3 separate regions of the Homo sapiens genome follow, and all the other regions are linked to region 2. A link is a contact called in ENCODE Hi-C or POLR2A ChIA-PET data. All regions are on one chromosome and are shown on one strand. Each heading gives the region's core, a stretch centred on a gene start or an enhancer-like site at or near the end of the contact. The rest is flanking DNA. Distances are from core to core; before and after follow the strand shown. Region 1 overlaps LOC105377144 (a long non-coding RNA gene). Region 2 has its middle 190 kb from the start of LRIG1. Region 3 has its middle 240 kb from the start of KBTBD8.

The links. A loop is a pair of places that touch in the nucleus more often than their neighbours do. ChIA-PET counts read pairs that join two places held with the same protein, here RNA polymerase II (POLR2A). Pooled maps may share reads with other maps.
Region 1: a loop to region 2 is called in a map of aorta, with 2.1 times the contacts of the local background. The contact joins two enhancer-like sites. A Hi-C loop is called at or near these places in 2 of 168 maps with a recorded cell type or tissue (CD8-positive, alpha-beta T cell and aorta). POLR2A ChIA-PET finds 5 or more read pairs at or near these places in 2 of 52 experiments (A673 and activated CD4-positive, alpha-beta memory T cell).
Region 3: a pooled map of gastrocnemius medialis shows a loop between it and region 2 (2.5-fold over the local background). The contact joins two enhancer-like sites. A Hi-C loop is called at or near these places in 1 of 37 single-sample maps with no recorded cell type and 2 of 50 pooled maps. POLR2A ChIA-PET finds 5 or more read pairs at or near these places in 1 of 52 experiments (HepG2).

The regions. Positions count from the first base shown.
Region 1 is chr3:66,797,121-66,801,700 of GRCh38, forward strand. All of the region lies in intron 2 of LOC105377144 (a long non-coding RNA gene), which reads right to left. Among named protein-coding and RNA genes, the nearest start is that of KBTBD8, 200 kb to the right of the region's middle. RefSeq lists an enhancer at 1,161-1,711. Within about 2 kb of position 1,296, at least 5 of the 41 ENCODE cell types and tissues checked have a DNase peak (open chromatin) inside an H3K27ac peak, as active enhancers do.
Region 2 is chr3:66,691,618-66,696,052 of GRCh38, forward strand. No RefSeq gene overlaps it. Among named protein-coding and RNA genes, the nearest start is that of LRIG1, 190 kb to the left of the region's middle. RefSeq lists an enhancer at 3,250-3,419. Within about 2 kb of position 2,099, at least 7 of the 41 ENCODE cell types and tissues checked have a DNase peak (open chromatin) inside an H3K27ac peak, as active enhancers do.
Region 3 is chr3:66,758,950-66,763,907 of GRCh38, forward strand. No RefSeq gene overlaps it. Among named protein-coding and RNA genes, the nearest start is that of KBTBD8, 240 kb to the right of the region's middle. Within about 2 kb of position 2,347, at least 2 of the 41 ENCODE cell types and tissues checked have a DNase peak (open chromatin) inside an H3K27ac peak, as active enhancers do.

The sequences.
Region 1 (4,580 bases), core at 46-2,545, 100 kb after region 2:
AGTAATAATAAAAATATGTAGTTATATCTTATAGTATCATATAAAACAATAATTATATGATACACAATATTCCGTGTAACTATATGTTAAGTCTATATTATCATAAAATAATTATAAAAATAATATTTTTTTTCACCCTCTGTCTCTTCCTCCTCTTAAAACTTTGATTCTGGGTTGATCCTCCAATTTTTTTTAACATTATCAAAATTACTTTTGAACATTTTGAATGTTATATATATTACCTAATATATACAACGTATCTATCATAGTATATTATATATTATGTATAGACACATTATGTATAATGTGTCTATACATAATATAGACAGGACCCGATCCCCACAGCTTGAGACAATCAATGTGGTGTTCAGAAACAGAACTAAAAGGGCATATTTTCCTGGAGACACGTTGGCTCAACGTGAAATTCCCCTGTAGCCTCAGTTTCCCTCAAGGCCTGCTAACCAGAGACCTGAAGGTGGATTACTATCCAATTTTACTTGCTATTGGCTGGACAAATCTCCCTGTTCATTTGTTGTATCAATAAATTAGGGTGGAATGTTAGACACATTATGTGTCTATACATAAATATATAATACTATGATAACTGTGATATATCTTTATGGGATTATTACTATACATTGTCATATGTAATAATATATATTACGTGCCATATAATACATTCAGTTGTATAATATACAATTATTATGAAATATGATAGTAGTAGTAGTGTTCACCCTATGACTGGTCTTTCTTTTAACCTTTCTGAATTTGGAATGGTTTCTCCAATTCTTTGAACCTTTGCTGGCCCCTGATATATTTGGAAAGAAAATTGCTCTGAATTTGGAGAAATTAAATTACAGTAATGACTCTAATTCAACTGCCTCGTGTAGCTCAGGCTGGAAGATAGAAAAAATATCCCAGGCCGCTCCTACGGCTGCTCCTGGGAGCCCTGTGAGGGGGCCAGGAGGAGGTGGGGGACACGCCGCTGAGGGTCCCGGCGACACGCCAGGGGGCCCCCCGATGCGGATAAAGGGCTGTTTCTTCCCAGCCTCTTTGGAATGCCCGGCTGCCTTTTGAAAGGGGATCCCCAGGACTCCGGTCCAGATCTGGGGTTTCTCCCTCCTTGCTGTTGATCGGGAGCGCTGCCGCAGGTGTCCCATTTTCATTAAAATGCACATCAGAGCGCCTACTGGAGCTGGTAACAAAGACAACATTGAAACCGGGTGTCCGCCTTCCGCGGCCAAGCAGGGGGCAGGACAATGATTTCCCCAGGATGTGTTCGCTGCCTGGCTTCCCCACAGAGCGCTCCGTCAGGACTCAGTCATGGGTGAATGCCGGGCTTCTGAGAAACTCCAGCTGAGCGGAGTTGTTGCAACTTCAGAACTGTTTCTCCAAGTGAGGGAGGAGGCCTTCTGGAAGGAGGCAATCAACAGTTTCCCGATCCCCACAGCTTGAGACAGTCAGTGTGGTTTTCAGAAACAGAACTAAAAGGGCATATTTTCCTGGAGACACGTTGGCTGGATCTGAAATTCCCCTGTAGCCTCAGTTTCCCTCAAGGCCTGCTACCCAGAAACCTGAAGGTGGATTACTATCCAATTTCATTTGCTATTGGCTGGACAAATCTCCCTGTTCATTTGTTGTATCAATAAATTAGGGTGGAAAAAAAGGAAATAGTCTTACTTTGCAGATATCTTTGGGGTGCTTGGAGGTTGTACCTGATATGGTAAAAACTTTCTTATAATGAAATTTATGTACGTGTGTGTTTGGGGGGAAAAGGAATATATTTATGAAAGTTTTTTTTTTTTTTTTTTTCAGAGAGACTGCTAGAAATAGTCATTTAGAGGGGAAAAAATTCAAATTACACAATATCAAAGCTGTATTGTGCAGCTACAGTGAAGGCCATGGGTAGCCCACGCTACTTTCTCTACGTGGGCCAGGAAAGCAATGACCCAACGCTGTCCCAGGACTCAGGGCTGATGAGTGGAGGAAAGGCTGGACTTCTGGACTTGTTTTTTTCTGTGCCCCCTTGGCAGGGCATTCTTTTTTTTTTTTTTTTTTTGAGACAGAGTCTCACTCTGTTACCCAGGCTGGGGTGCAGTGGTGCCATCTCGGCTCATTGCAACCTCTGCCTCCCGGGTTCAGGTGATTCTTCTGCCTCAGCCTCCCAAGTAGCTGGGATTACAATCATATGCGACCACGCCTGGCTAATTTTTGTATTTTTAGTAGAGATAGGGTTTCACCATGTTGGCCAGGCTGGTCTTGAACTCCTGACCTCAAGTGCTCTGCCTGCCTCGGCCTCCCAAAGTGCTGGGAATACAGGTGTGAGCTACCATGCTTGCAAAGTATGGTTTGCCCAACCATTCATGGTAGCTCCGGGTGTAAGGTTCACCTCCTCCTCTCCACTGATTTTGGAAACTGAGGCTTAGAGATATTAAGTGACTTTTTCCAAGGTCACACAGCCAGATAGCCACAAAGCTTTACCATTGTCATCATCCACGGAGGCTGGTTCCAAAGATGGTGGCTTCTTCGGTGTGAAGTTTGGGGACTAGAACTCCTTTGCTGTGCTGCCTGAGATGCTCCATGGAGCCATTTTTCTCTGGGATTCTACCATCTTCTCAGAGTGCTGCCAGGAAGTTGAACCCTGGTCCTTCTTCCTGCTGGCCCCATAGGACCCTTCTTCATGCCTCTCCAAGCCCACTCTCAACTGCTACCCTCTTTGCCTCTGCCCTTAAAAAGACAGGCTAACTCTGCTTTCTGCTCTGCCACAAAATTTAGTTGGGGCTCAGAAGCCCAGAACCTGCTACCTGCTTAAATGAGGGGAAGAGTAAGGGGAAAATGTATATATAGAGAAAAAAATAATGAATATGTCAAACTATTCTTCCCTAGGAGAGGAATAGCTAGGTCATATGGTTAGTGTATGTGTAACTTTCTAGGAAACTGCCAAAGTGTTTTCCAAAGTGGCTGTGCGATTTTGCATTCCGATCTGCAATATATGAGAGTTCCAGTTGCTCTGTATCCTTGTCAGCAGTATTGTCAGTTTTTTAAAAACGCACTTCAGTACCCGTGTGGTGGAATCTCATTGTGGTTTTTATTTCATTTCCCTAATGTCTAACAGGGTTTTGTCTCTTTTTATGGGCTTATTTGCCATCTGTAGATCTGCTTTAATGCAGTGTCTGTTCAAACCTTTTGCCCATTTTTAAACTGGATTGTTTTCTTATGATTGAGTTTTGACAGTTCTTTATATATAGTCATGTGCCACATGACAACATTTTAGTCAATGACGGACTGCCTATACGACGGTGGTCCCGTAAGAATATAATGAAGCTGAAAAATTCCTATTGCCTAGTTAGGTCATGGCCATCCTAGCATTGTAGTGCAATGCATTATTCACATGTTTGTGTCGAGGCTGGTGTAAACAAAGCTACTGGGCTGCCCCTTGTATAAAGTCTAGCACATAAAATTATGTGCAGTACATAATACTTGATAATAAATGACTATATTACTGGTTTATATATTTAATATACTATACTTATTATTATCATTTTAGAGTATACTCCTACTTTAAAACAAATTTAACTGTGAAACACTTTCAGGCAGGTCCTTCAGGAGGTATTCCGAAGGCATTGTCAGCATAGGAGATGACAGCTCCCTGCATGTTATTGCCACTGAAGACCTTCCAGTGGGACAAGATGTGGAGGTGGAAGACAGTGATATTGATGATCTTGACCCTGTGTAGGCCTAGGGTGTGTTTGTGTCTTAGTTTTTAATAAGAAACGTTTAAGGACTACAAATGTAGTTTTTAAAATAGGAAAAAAGCTTATAGAATAAGGATATAAAGAAAATATTTTTGTACAGCTTTACAAAAAGCCAAAAGGTTACAGTATGCTAAAGTTAATTTATTAGTGAAGAATGAAAAACATTTTTAATAAGTTTAGTGTAGCCTTAGTGTACAGTGTTTATAAAGTCTACAGTGTATAAAGCATACAGTCATGTCCTAGGCCTTCACATTCATTCACCACTCACTCACTGACTCACCCAGAGAAACTTCCAGTCCTGCAAGCTCCTTTCATGGTAAGTGCACGACACAGGTGTACCACTGTTTCTCCTTTATACTATAGTTTTACTGTGTCTTTTCTATATTTAGGTGTGTTCAGATACACAAATGCTTACCATTGTGTTACAATTGTCTAGGGTATTCAGGATAGTAACATGCTGTACAGGTTTGAGCCAAGGAACAATGGGCTGTAGCATATAGCCTTGGTGTGTAGTAGGCTATACCATCTAGGTTTGTGGAGGTACACTCTATGATGCCTGCACATTGACAAAATCACCTAGCAACATGTTTCTCAGATGTAGCCCCACTATTAAGTGGCACATGACTGTATTCTGGTTACAAGTCCTTTATCAGATATGTGTTTCATATACGGTTTCTCCCAGTCTGTGGCTTGTCTTTTCATTGTTGTTCGAAGTGTAGCTACTTTCTTCTCTGCATCTCAAAGCTGCCGGACTGTTTTATTCTCTCCTCACCACCGATCACTTTCTGAAATGATTTTGTTTACTACAGACACCCCCTTACCAGA
Region 2 (4,435 bases), core at 849-3,348:
ACACAGCTACTAAAAAAATTGAAAACTACATCTGTGGCTTGCATTATACACCCATTGGACAGCACTGGAGTGGAGCAAGAGCTCTGAGGCCCTGCCCCAGCCTTCACTGGGCCTAATTCTAAAACTGCACCATGTACAGTAGCAACAGAGAACAGCAGACATTTGCTTTTTCTCTTTTTTTTTTTTTGAGACGGAGTCTCACTCTGTTGCCCAGGCTGAAGTACGGAGGCCCAATCTCGGCTCACCACAACCTCTGCCTCCTGGGTTCAAGCGATTCCCCTGCCTCAGCCTCCTGAGTAGCTGGGATTACAGGCACACACTACCATGCCTGGATAATTTTTGTATTTTTAGTAGAGATGGGGTTTCACCATGTTGGCCAGGCTGGTCTTAAATTCCTGACCTCGTGATCTGCCGGCCTCAGCCTCCCAAAGTGCTGAGATTACAGGCGTGAACTACCGCGCCCAGCCAGACATTTGCTTTCCATAACATTTATGGGGAGCAGGGGTGGAGGAAGGGACCAAATCCATATTTGTGTGGCTTCCAGAAAGCTACAGCTTTGCAGATTTATCTTCACCAAGAGAGGGATCTGCTTCTTGGGGCTATGACATGTGTGTCTCTAAATATCCTGGTGGTTGAATCCAGTCTGAAAGCAAACATTTCAAAGCCTTTGGCAGAAGCTGTTTAGAGACAGGCTTTCAAGCCATCAGGCCAGCAGATGATGTTTACTTCTTATGACAAAATAGTGAAGTCAAAATTGTATTTCATAGCAGTTACTTTTATGTCCTGAGAATAGAAAAATCCCTTCCAATGACCAAAACACCCCTGCACAACCTCAAATCCCATTAAATAAGTCTGTGGCTTTGCCACTTTGTGGAAAACAGTGCTTCATCTTTCCAGTCCAGACAGGTCCTTAACCTCCTGAGATACTTCTTGCATTAGCAGAAGGTGAGTGTGTGTGTATGTGTGTGTGTGTGTGTGTGTGTGTGTGTATTTCTCTAAACAGACTGATTACGGCCAGGTTCAAAGGTGCACCACCATGTTCAGAAGGGCAATTTGGAAGGCACAATGTTTTCCTGCAAAATGGTTGGCTGGCAACAAAGACTGGAAGAAACAATGAGCAATATGCACCTCGCACAAAGGGCTTTGCACTTCCTGAAGTTGTTCTGCACTCACGATTTCACTGGCCCCTTTTTCACATGTGGATGAGGGAGACGAGGAAACTCAGGCCAGGCAGAGTTTCTGCTTAGCACTAGGGTGAAAGGATAAGATTTGGAATCAGTGGGCTCGCACTTAAGTTTTTGCTCTGCTTTTCTAGCTGTATGGCCCTGGGCAAGTTACCAAACTTCTCCGCGCTTGTTATGTCTTATTTGTGAAATGTGGCTAATACAGACTCAAAAGGTTATACTCTATGATTTCATTCCTATGACATTTTAGAAGAAGAAAATCTCTATCAGAGGTTTCCAAGGGTCAGGGCTGGGCTGAGAGAAGGCCTGCCTACAAATCTTTAGCACAAAGGAAAGTTCTGAGGTGACAACGGTTCCGCATGTTCATCATGGTAGTTAGGAAAACCCAGAAGTAACTGTACAGCAAAAACAAAAAGTGAATTTTACTGAATGTAAATTCAGAACTATTTATCCGATAAAAAAATAACTAGACTAAAAAAAACTCCTCTCTGGAAGGTTGCTGTGGCATTTGAGTTTATACAGTAAACAGCAGGGAAACAACTGAAACCTACTTCTTGATATTCCTACTCTGGTATTTCTAGGTCTGCCACTGCCAAATAGAAGCATAGGAAATGGAATCAACCAAATTTAATTTCAACTCTCAAAAGCAGTGAAGAGGAAAGAGGCTCATGATCCAGGGCTGGAACTGGAATGCTGATGTGGTGACAGCTGAGAACAGGTGGGAGATGGGAACTGGCAAACTAATCTGTACGTGACTCTCCCTGCACGGTGAATTTACCACTAAGAGAGTTTGCAAACCTTCTCCCTGTCCTCTCTGCTTGTCCGTGGTGTTCTTCAGTGTACCCCAGCCCCAGCTCTTCCTTGCCCCACTGACTCTAAACTTTCTCACCGTTTCACACAGATCTAGTTGTGTCTTGGTTATTTGTTTCAGGCACGCTGCCAGCTGGCATGCTCTGTCTACTGCTACAGAAAACAAATCTCTCCTCCATTTCTCATGTGTTACCAGCCTAACAAATACACTACTGTCTATGTTTTACACTGATTCGTGCAAATGACCTGGCTCTTTTCACGCGGAGTGCTTTCTGCAGGCTGGGATTTAAAAAAGATGGTGTGGTCCTCTGCCTGGGCAAAGAGTATTTTTAGCCGCTAGGTTTTAGTTAATTACACTAGCTGTTGCTCATCATGGCTCTTGGTTTCTTTTGTGTTGCTGAGGGGAGCGGGGTCAGCTTCTGAATCTAAAGCATGTGGCTTTGAAACATAAGTAAATCTTTCTTCAGGGTCCCAGCTCTAGTTCTCAGGGATTTCCTCATTGCATTTTCATTTTTAGGATGTTCTGAGGTTGTTTTTTTTCTTTTTTCTTTTTTTTTTTTTTGAGCCTGTCACCCAGGCTGGAGTGCAGTGGCACCATCTCGGCTGACTGCAAGCTGCGCCTTCCGGGTTCACCCCATTCTCCTACCTCAGCCTCCCAAGTATCTGGGACTACAGGCGGCCGCCACCGCGCCCAGCTAATTTTGTTTTTTTTTTAGTAGAGACGAGGTTTCACCTTGTTAGCCAGGATGGTCTTAATCTCCTGACCTCGTGATCCACTCGCCTCGGCCTCCCAAAGTGCTGGGATTACAGGCGTAAGCCACCGTGCGCATCCATGTTCTGAGTGTTTTTGATGCGTTTGTGGTGGGATGCGAGGAGAGAAGTGGTTTCCTCCTCACACCTTGGGTTCTTTTCTATCTTTGCTTGGGAAATTGGCTTTTATTTGCTTTGTAGCCTCTCCTCTCCTTCCTGTTAAGAAAGTGATTATCCATGCACAAAATGGAAAGTTTTCAGGCTCAAGCATGCTTGTGAAGGGGAGTTGGAGATTTGGAATTGTTTTGGTGACCTCCAGGAATAAAACTAGGAAATTCAAGGGAGCTGGTTTGTGAAGGCTTCTAATTAGAAGTGCCCTCAAATGCCTTCATATGTAGTGATGTCCCTATCAACAGAGGCATTCGAAAGGAGGCTGGAGGGCCACTTGCTGAGGATACTTGAGAGAAGCTTTATGCATCCTAGAGGGGTTGGTGCTTTCAGAGTTCTCCTAAGCTCAAGCCTCTGTGATTCCACATGACTCCTTAACTTGGAAAGTAAGACACAGACACAGAAAGGGCATACAATCAACCTTTTCTGGAAATAGGTTAAAACAGTGTAGGGGCCAGGTGGAATAACTCACACCTATAATCCCAGCACTTTGGGAGGCTGAGGCAGGAGGATTGCTTGAGTCCAGGAGTTTGAGACCAGCCTGGGTAATAGAGTGAGATCCAATCTAAACGACACACACGCGCGCGCGCACACACACACACGCGCCTGGGCAACATGGCAGAACCCCGTCTCTACAAAAAGACAAAAATTAGCCGGGCATGGTAGCGTACGTCTGTAGTTCTGGCTACTCAGGAGGCTGAGGTGGGAGCATCACTTGAGCCTGGGAGGTGGAGGTTGCAGTGAGCCAAGATTACACCACTGCACTCCAGCCTAAGGGACACAGTGAGACCCTGTCTCAAAAAAAAAAAAAAAAAAAAAAAAGAAAAAAGAAAAGAAAAGAAAACCTGAAACTAACAAAAAACAGTACTGGGCTGGATATCTTCTGTCTGTCTTTCTTGCTTGTTCTACTTTCCATCCTTTTAGATTTTTCCGTGTCCTGAGAGGCTGACACATATGGGTCACTTCAACAGGCTCCTGTGCCCTCTGGCTTCCAGGGGATTTCAGCCACTGGGGAACCCAGGAAGATGATCGGAGGGGAGGTGGACAGTGAGGTCGGGGATTTTTCTCATCTCTTTCTCTATGGATTTGGGACATGGTGGGTAAAATATCTCTCTCTCTCTCTCTCTCTCTCTCTCTCACTCTCTCTCCCGTTTCTATCGCCTTCCCTGTCTCAGTTCCACTTCCTTCTCATGTCTTTTCAGGCCTAGGGATAGTGAAACTCTCAACTTATTCAGTGTGAGTAGGCCATCTCTTTCTTGGCAAGACCCTGCCTGACACAAATATTCAACACCTACTCTGTGCAATGGAAAATATGGCATAGTTCTTTCCCTCAAGTGCTTTCCAGGATGGTTATGGAGATAGGATGAAAATCTTGGGAGAGGAAACAGATACATTTTTGTTGTGGTGGCTTTTGACACCATGGGCTCTGTAATCCTAGGACATAAGAACTGTGCCTATATACATGAGCTAACCAGACGAAATTCTGCTAAAAATCAAACAGACCAACGTTTCCATGAATTCGA
Region 3 (4,958 bases), core at 1,097-3,596, 68 kb after region 2:
AATGGCGTGAACCTGGGAGGTGGAGCTTGCAGTGAGCCGAGATTGCGCCACTGCACTCCAGCCTGGGCGACAGAGCAAGACTCCGTCTCAAAAAAAAAAAAAAAAAAAAAAAAGAAGTGGATTGGTGATGTGTTTAGGCCTCCAGCAAAACTGGCTACTTAAGAGGGAAAATGAGAATACAGGCAAATTTTGTGTTTATACATGCACATACACACATACACATAATTTTTCTCTCACTTTGTCTGTAAGGTAAAGGAGTAGGGAAACCATAGTCTTGTAGCGTGAAAGGTTCTTAATGCCTACCTACTACTGTGCCATCTTGCTTAGGAACACATTATTTTCCTCTAGGTTACTATAGAACAGTCTATGTTGTGCAAAGAAATCACAAACAGGCATGTGTCACAACTCAGTCATAACACATCCCTCTGGTTTTCTGGAGCTGTTAGATCTAGCTCCATTTCCTTCCTCTGTCCTTACCTTACTTCAAGGTCAAACAGTCTGGGTTAGAGCGCTTGGTGACAGAGTAAGAAAGAACCGTGTTTGAGGTGGACTTGGGTTTTAGTCTCAAATTCAGCATCTACTCCAAGGCATTTGTCCTCCATTATATTTCAGATCTGAAGGTCATTTCACAGTTTCTGAACATCGTCACACAAATTCGTGTTTGAAATTCACAAGATAGTAAAGTTAAGGTAAAGATTATTTTCTCCAATATGTATTATTGTCTTCAATACGTATTACTCTAAGATTATTTCTCCAATATGCTAAGATTCAAAGAGATAAAGTGGTCTTGACAAACAGCACAGCTAGGGGAGTGGCAGTCGATGTCCGAGGATTCTAAATCCAAGGCTTTCCCTTCGACACCACATTGTGTCTTTCAATCAACAAATGCTTTTTCTAAAAAACATCTAACATGTGCTTGATACAGCGATGAACAAAGCCGACAGTTCCTGCTCTCCTGGAGCTTACATTCTACCGGGGTCACTTTCTGAATGAGTTACATCAGTGGTTCTTTTTTTTTTTTTTTTTTTTTTTTTTTTTTTGACAGGGTCTGGCTCTATCGCCCAGGCTGTAGTGCAGTGGCATAATCTTGGTTCACTGCAACCTCTGCTTACTGGGCTCAAGCCATCCTCTTACTTCAGCCTCCTGAGTAGCTGGGACTACAGGCACACACCACCATGCCCAACTAATGTTTTGGTATGTTTTGTAGAGATGGGGTCTCACTATGTTGCCCAGGCTGGTCTCAAACTCGTGAGCTCAAGCGATCTGCCTGCCTTGGCCTTCCAAAGTGCTGGGATTTCAGGAATAAGCCACCACACTCAGCCAGTGGTTCTTAACTAGGGGTGATTCTGCACCCTAGAAGACACATGGAATGTCTGGAGGCATTTTTGGTTGTCACAGTGGGAGGGGAGGTGCTACTGGCATCCAATGGGTGGAGGGCAAGAATGCCACTGAAAATCTTACAATCCACAGGACAGTCCCATTCAACAAAGAATTATCCAACCCCAAATGTCAACAGTGCTGAGGCTGAGGAATTCTGAAGTGAATCAACGATTCTCTTCAATCTACGTATAAAGAATAGAATCTAAAATTCAGTTTAAAGTAAGAAACACCAAATATACATGATGTTGGTTCTGTCATGTAGAAACTGTATGGTGAATTGAAATAGGAAGTTGAAGAGATTTCTCCAAAGGAAAAGTTTTAAAAACACTAATTCAGGCAATGTGAAAGAAGATTTGTCCAGCTACAAGCGAGACTGATAAATTGCTGTAATAACAACAATACGCTACTTGTAAATACTGTTTTCACGTTATTGTGGCCTCTGAATTTCCCAGTAGTCCAGTCAAGGAAAATGAGAACCACATACTCAGATAACTAAAGACCTGCTCTTTGCATGAAATTAAAACATCACCATTGCATATTCCGGGAACCGACTTTTTTTTTTCTCACTTTGTGGCCCAGGCTGGAGTGCAGTAGTATGATCTCGGCTCACTGCAACCTCCACCTCCTGGATTCAAGAGATTCTCCCACCTCAACCTCCAGAGCAGCTGGGATTACAGGTGTGAACCACTGCACCTGACTAATTTTTTTGTATTTTTAGTAGAGGTAGGGTTTCCCCATTGGGGCCTGATTTTTTAACTTAAATGTCTAACTTCTGCAAAAGCAAGGAATCCTTGCAGGTAAAAAAAAAAAAAAAAATAATACAAGTCTTAGTAAGACAGTGGGATAGCTAATTCTAGAGTTTTCTTTTCCAAGCCGAGAGAGTAAAGTGGAAGTGAGGTTACTGTCCTGAGCCTTGCAACTATGACCCTCAGGGCTATCTGGTTACCCGAGGTGGCACTGTTTACCAGGGCTTGGAGCAACAGCTTTCTCAGGCCTTGACAGATAGAAAATGGCTTGTCCAATTGAGTCTTCCCTTCTTTTTGGTAGTAACGAGCCAGGCTTTTCCTTAAACACAAATTTTTGGACGCTAATCAACTCTCATGGAAAGAATGAACAGGAAATTGAATAATAATAAGCTAACCAGTAGCTAGGAATAAGTTTTAACATTATATTTGCACCCATAAACATGTGTGACCTTAGACAAGTTATTTTGGCCCTCAATTTCCTCATATGTAAAATGAGAAGGGTGGATTAGATGTCTTATGAAATCCTATGAATCACAAGTTGAGAAAATAAATGATGCTCGTTGCGATTAAGAAGTGTTCACGATGATTCCATTCTCCTCTTCTTGCTCCGTCTCTCTCTTCTGCTTGATTTTCAATACAAAGTTTTGCTTTGTTTTGAGACAGGGTCTCACTCTGTTGCCCAGGCTGGAATGCAGCATTGCGATCTCGGCTCACTGCAACCTCCACCTCCCAGGTTCAAGCAATTCTCCTGCCTCAGCCTCCTGAGTGGCTGGGATTACAGGTGCATGCCATCATGCCCAGATGATTTTTGTATATTTAGTAGAGACAGGGGTTCACCATGTTGTCCAGGCTGGTCGTGAACTCCCGACCTCAGGTGATCTGCCCACCTCGGCCTCCCAAAGTGCTGGGATTACAAGCATGAGCCACTGCGCCCGGCCAATATAAAGTTTTAAATAAAATAAACAGAATGCCATTTTTTTTCTGAAAAAAAGTGAACTGATAACACTAGGCTGCATGAGCTCTTATCTTGGAGTCAAGTGCTAAAAATCTAAATCAGCAATAAAAATACATAAATAAAAAGCTGGGAGTTTACAGAGCAAGGGCAGAGGTTGTGCCCCTGTCTGATTTTACTCTGCTTGTGGTCAAGGTTGCCTTTTGTTACAAGTGAGCCCAATTACAATCTCTGGAGGGCCCTGCGCAACCCACTTATTGTGATTAAAAGGTCACTTGAAGCCCTGTCTGAGTTGTTTATCTTACCAAAGGTGGTAGAGGTTGCAGTTAAATGTACAGGTATTCTCAGGATCTGGAATCTTTATTTTCTTTGGGTGTTTGTGTTTTGGGGGCTGGTGGCTAGGTTGATCCTGTCAGTTTAGGAGGGTGTGTGTGTTTGGCACAGGCCTCAAATCAAAACCAGCAACTTTGGTTTACAGACTTTCAATCTGCAAAGTTTTTCTGAAGACACTCAGCTTTCCAATTTATCCTAAGTTCTAGGGGGATTCCAATAAATGACTAGCAAATCCAAGAGCGATGCTGTCACTCTCTCCGGTGAAGACGATGACAGGGCCCTCCTTGGTTGTCTGGCAACCTGATGACTTCCCTTGGCCCTGAAACTCTCCCACCAACTTGAATGAAAGAGGTAACTTTCGGGAAATCCTTGGACCCTGGGTCTGTTGCACCCCAGCTGGCTTCCAGAGCCTTGGTTTTCATACCTCACTGTGGTCTGGGAAATTCCTCAGAAAAATTTGTTAAGACAATGTTTTTATCAGTGGATCGTATCAGAAAGTAGGCAATTTTCATTTCAGGGATGAACAAGACAAATGGAGCGTTCCTTACCCACGGCAGGAATAAAATATGCAACTTATTATCCAGTAATAAGGCTCAGATTAGAAAAATTGGTTATTATTTTATGGCCCTTAATGAACCAGGTCAAGCAAACTCGATGCTCCCAAGTAACCCTGAAACCAGGTGGTTCTAGCTCTTTAGGCTCCCTTCCCAAAAATCTGTACAGCAGCTTCCTGGAGCTGGCTGGAAGGAGTTGAGACTGTTGGAATTTGGCCTGGGTCTGTAAGTCTTTAGCTAACAGGGGCCTAATTCAACACTTCTTCAAAAAATCAAAAAGACAACGAGTGTACTTTTAAATCACCCTGAGGTTTGCAATCTTTTTGATGTCTTACTCTCTCTGCAGAAGAAGACCTCCATTTTTCTTATCATCTGCAGCACCTCTCTAGGTGAGCTATAGAATGTGTCGTGCCTTAAAAAAAAGTCTCATTGTCTGAGCCTCTCATACTTGTCTTTCAGCATGCTGATTTGCTCTGGCTACACTTCTGGAAACTGGCAGCCTTAGGGAGGATTTTGTGACCAGTATTATGATTTTGTTGTGAGCTTGCCAGTCCTCTTCTGATTCCGGTTGAGTCAGTCTTGTTGAGTCTTGATGCTTATTCTCTCTTTGTTTACTCCACAGGAGATTTCATCACAGTGCCTCCGGCAATGGACTGCATACAATTTTCTGTATAGATGATGGGACTCGATCTTAAAATGTATTCCAAGTATTGGGCAATCCCTTTTCAACCTCCTTCCCAAATAGTACTTTTTAAAAATTATTATACTTTAAGTTCTGGGATACATGGGCAGAACGTGCAGGTTTGTTACATAGGTATACATGTGCTATGGTGGTTTGTTGCACCCTTCAATCAGTCATCTAGATTAGGTATTTCTCCTAATGCTATCCCTCCCCTAGCCTCCCACCCCCTGACAGGCCCCACTGTGTGATGTTCCCCTCCCTGTGTCCACGTGTTCTCATTGTTCAACTCCCACTTATGAGTGAGAACATGC